Regions from separate parts of the Mus musculus genome. Here region 1 is linked to region 2. The links are chromatin loops, found by intact Hi-C in ENCODE. Cell type or tissue: left cerebral cortex. All regions are shown on one strand.

The links. Peaks named below come from ENCODE experiments on the same cell type or tissue, not always from the same donor. Only the 100,000 strongest peaks of a DNase experiment are listed, where the experiment ranks them.
Region 1: it touches region 2 in a loop (3-fold over the local background); 3 of 42 quality-filtered maps call a loop at or near these places.

The regions. Positions count from the first base shown.
Region 1 is chrX:166,949,750-166,952,249 of GRCm38, forward strand. No RefSeq gene overlaps it. Among named protein-coding and RNA genes, the nearest start is that of Gm30354, 66 kb to the left of the region's middle. In left cerebral cortex, no CTCF peak of the experiment used is centred here; a DNase peak (open chromatin) is centred at 1,401.
Region 2 is chrX:167,203,018-167,205,517 of GRCm38, forward strand. No RefSeq gene overlaps it. Among named protein-coding and RNA genes, the nearest start is that of Tmsb4x, 5.0 kb to the right of the region's middle. In left cerebral cortex, no CTCF peak of the experiment used is centred here; DNase peaks (open chromatin) are centred at 1,227 and 1,502.

The DNA of each region.
Region 1 (2,500 bases), 250 kb before region 2:
GAATCGAACCCAGGTCCTCTACAAGAGCAAGAAGTAAATACAATTAATGACTGAACCAGCTTTGCAGCCACACTTTTTCTCCTTTTGAAAATACAATTTAGAATCTCAGTCCACAAAATGGTTGCAGTCCACAAAATTGTCCCAGTTCACAAAATTGTTCCAACAATAGTGGGAAGTTCTTCCCATGTCCATCAACCTAATCAAGAAAATCCCCTACAGGCATACATAGAAGTTCATCTCTCTCTCCAAGTTATTCTGGATCGCATCAAGTTGCCTATTGAAATTAACCATCACACCCTTAATTTCAAAGCATTTTCATCAACCCCAAAGAAGTACACATCCAAGAATACATAACAGAGAGATGAAGGAAAGTGTTGAAAGAGCAAATTTTATATGAACATAAACACACCAGCAAAATCTACAGATTCACTTGAACTATTTAATTACTAATATGTCTAGCCACAAAAATGAACACATTTTCAATCTTACAAAAAGAATCTTGGATCACAAATGTGCTCTTGTTTTATTAGTTGCTTTTTTTTCCCTGTGCTTGGAATAGTTCAAACCATTTAAATAGCTAGGGGTGTAGGTCATGTTCATTTTCTACAGCTATAACAGAGTGTCTGAGATTGAGTAAGTTACAAAGGGCATAGGTTGATTTCAGATCATGGTTTAAAAGACAAGGCCTTCCAAGAACATAGTGCCAGCATTTTTGGTGGCTGCTGCTAAGGCATTTGCAGGGCTTCAACTCATGGCAGAAGTTGGAAAGTTAAGTGAGATGTAAAAAGAAAGAAAGAAGAATTGAACATCTTGAATACCAGTGATAGCTAACCTGTCCATTCAAGAAAGGCGTTGCTCTATTCATGAGACCATGGATCCCACTTGTCAAAGCTGACATATTGAGGAATTAAAATTCTAAGACATGCACATTTAGGGGGCACATGCAGGCTAATATTGAAAGTGGGAACAGAAGAGTAAAGAAAATCCCCAAATGACTCAATGTCAGTGGAATTTCTTCTTCTTCTTCTTCTTCTTCTTCTTCTTCTTCTTCTTCTTCTTCTTCTTCTTCTTCTTCTTCTTCTTCTTCTTCTTCTTCTTTTAGCTTGAGACGCGTTATCATGTCTCCTAAACTGACCTTAAGCCAGTTAAATGGCTTAGAAGGACCTTGAACTCCTGATCTGGCCTACAGCTCCCAAGTGCTGAGATTATATGCACGTGGCACCACACTGAGCTGAGATTTCTTATTTGTCTGCATGCTTTGGTAATTTTTCCCATAAACCATCAAGTCCCACTTTATCTTAGGCTGAAGTGGAGCTTTTCTTCCTCCGTGCTCACTTCTGGACCTATTTCCACATTTGTTTGGAAGAACACATTAGCGATCCTTAGATGCCAAATTTCGACTGCTCTGCAGGAGTCTCTTCAGAAATAAATTGCAGAGTTCCTATACGTTGGCATCTCTCCCACGCTCCATACACGCAGCCAGCCTATAATGCTTGACTGCTGAAGGAAGCCTTTTTCATTCAAGGGCAAAGACCTGGTTTTCTGGCAGTGCCAACTGTGACAATTGCCAAGAACATATGTCCTCTACTTTCCATACACATTTTGGCTTCTGGAAACTTCATTTCTTTGCAGAAGTTATTGAAGATGTTTATGTACTGTGGCTGCTAAAGATGATTAAAAATTCAACTTTACTATTTTAATTATTAATTCTATTATGCCCTAAATATTTTCTTGGTTATTCTTCTATTATATTGGATTGTATTTAAGCTAAAATTCACATATAATGAAACATACAAATCTTAGATAACTATTTAATATCTAATACATTTTGATGGTGCTTATCACACAATCTTAACCCAAACTCCTATGAAAATAGATTTTTTACCTTCATTCTACAAAGTTTTCTCTTGACCCTTTCTTCCCAGCCCCAGCTCCTAACTTCACTTTCCTTTTTACAGGTAATTAGCACTTGATTTTACCCCTATTTTGTTGAAATTTGACATATCTGGAAGGGAATAAGCAAGTATCTCAAAGTTCATATTCAATAGAGACTTGACATGTGGGATTACCCAAAGGGGCTCTCTGCTCTGACTTAGACTGGAAACCCAATTCTCACAAGTGGGGTGAGACTGAAATCCGTTTTCCCCAAAGTTGCTTCTGCATCCATTGGCATAACAACCTTGGTGGTATATTCAGGAGACTTCACTGCTTAATATTTGGGGGAGGGTACCTTATTAACAAAGCCAAGACAGAAAAGTTTTACATCTACCAGATAAGAACTTTCAATTTTTATGTTCATGTTTTATATCAAAAGGCTGCACAAGGGGATCAGACGTTCAGCCTACCTCCAGCTTGGACTGGCCGCAACCTTGGATAAATTACTTCCTATCCCTGAACTTTCAGCTGTCAAACGAACCCCACTATATTGATTTCCACTACAATGGATGGTATAAATCTGGCGGCTGGTATTTAGGATGATGGCTTGTTTATGATTTTCTCA
Region 2 (2,500 bases):
CAGAACAAACCAAACCAAAGCACCACCAGGAAGCTCATGGAGCTTACCGCCTCAGGATCAGGAAGTATGAGTGAAAGTACGAAATGACAGAGTTTCAGAGGACATGGAATGCTGATGGCTGATCTTTAACTAGTGTTGGAGAGTAGAGAAGAAACTGTGTGCATTGGAGAAATTGGTGAAGAGATATGTAAATAAACTAAATGGAATATTCCAATGCTCTTTGTCTGGCAAATTGAAGGCTTTAGAGTTCTCAGAAATAAATAATTGATCTTATCAAAAAAAGAAGGAAGAAAAGAAAAAGAAAGAAATTCTGTATAACTTTCCCTTTAAATGTATATGATATTCAATGAAAGAAGCCTACATGTATTATGATATTTAAAATGACTTAGCTTTCTTCCGCTTTGAAGTAAGTTGATTTGCAAGAAACTTAGGATTTTTAAAGCTAAATGTCATTATTATTTTTCTCCAGTCTTCTAATAAACATGATTTTCAGGTTGCTTTTATTTCTCCTCCTCCTCCTCCTCCTCCTCCTCCTCCTCCTCCTCCTCCTCCTCCTCTTCTCCTTCTTCTCCTTCTTCTTCGGATGCCAATGCAGTCTTTCAGATACATTCTGATAGTGTTCTCTAAATTAAACTTGATTATTTTTTTCATAAAAAAGCACGAACATATAATAGTGCTATCTAGAATATTAATCACATGTTCAAAAGTACTTCTAAGTCAGCACATTGCATGAAGTCTCCAATTAAGGAGCAAAGCTCTAATTAATGTTTCTCTTACCGTGCGAGACTTTTAAACAGGAAAGAATACTCAATACACACCCAAGGAAGGTAGCATGCACAACTCCGTCCACACAATTGAGGAAGGCAGGAAGCAGACGACATGGCTAGAGAAGACTATACAAATGCCCTAGGGAAATATAACTTGATGCATGCAGTTTTCAGTTCTTTCTACATTTGATTCTTAAGCTTGTCATTGTGCCCCCTTTCATTATGCACAAATAAAAGTATAGATGGATCCCCAAATGGTGTGTTTCTTTCTGTTAGATTATCTTGTAAGCTGCTCATGAAGATATAATTTACAAATAACTTTTAAAAGCCTAATATACAACTGAGCGCAGTGGGGTGAGAGCAAAGAAAGTGCTTACATTGCTTCTCTCACTTTCACACTAGGCCCATGCCGGCTGCTATGGAAACATTTCCTGCTCTCTACATTATTGAAAACTTTTTAAATGTACATTTTGAGCTAAGGAAGACTCACGATTTTTTTAAAATTTATTTTCTGGCTGTAACACAGTTTCCAAAATGCAGTATTCTTTCTAGTAAGCATGAATAGCACTCATATTTTTAGAAATGTTGGGAAAAGAAAGAAGAAACAAACTCAGTTTTGTGTCTTGAGGAATTATGCTTCTCTGGGAGAAAGAAACAGAACCTTCAGTGCGTGTATGGGCAACGAAACCTAGGTGTGGCTACAAGGGCTGGAAGAAGTGTAGGAAGGCTGAGCGGCTGTGCGCATGTCAGACTGTTTGCCTGCCCCCATGCCTTCTACTCCACACTTACTCAATCATTTTGCACACACTACCAAAAGTGTGCTGTTCTCCTGAAAAGTGGCTTTAAAAGTCCATCCACGAGAAGGTTGGGATATGCACAGCTAAAATAGTTGAAAATTTGGTGAGCTTTGAAAACAGCTCCAACCCACGGGTCTTTCAGTGAGCCTTTTCTTTTCTCCAGTTCTGGTTTATTCATCTAGATTGGTTCCAAGTTTACAGAACTTCAAAACTCTGTGACTGGTTTTTATCCCATTTTATTCTAGAGACAGGAGTTTTTCTGGAGTCCCAAAATGCCCTGGAACTTAGGTTGATCCTCATGTCTTATCCTACCAAGTCCTGGATTACATGCATGCACCACTAGGTTCAGTTTGTCTGCAGTGTACAGAAGTTCCTTTGGCCCATTCCTTCTGAGAGGAGACCAGTCAAAGATGTGGTAACAAGTGTGTCTAGTTGAAATATTCTCTCTCTTGTACTAAGGATACATTTCTTTTCTCCTTCAACATCTCTGAAAATACTGGCAACCTTAAGTGCTCAGGTAGCAGAAACATAAATTCCCCCAGGAATTCCTAAATACCTCCAGCCCTTCTGGAAGATTCTCTCCTAGGAAGAATACAGAATGCTTCATCAAATAAAGCATTTAAAAATGATAATAGTAATAATACCCCACCACCATCACCACCATAACAAAACAGCAGCAAAGGACTCTCTTCTACTCCAGTAGCATTTTAGTCAAATTCCAATATCTCATGATGTGGGCAGTTGTTCCTGACTTTGCACCCATTTCTCAGCATTTGGTCATTTCTAATTTTCTTTCATTTTCGTTATTTTGAGAGAGGGTCCTTTGTACTCAAGTCTGGCTCCAAACCTCCTATGCAGCTGACGATGGCCTTGAAAGATCTTCCTGCCTCCACCACCACTCCAGGTTTAATGTAGTGCTAAGACTCAAACCTCAGG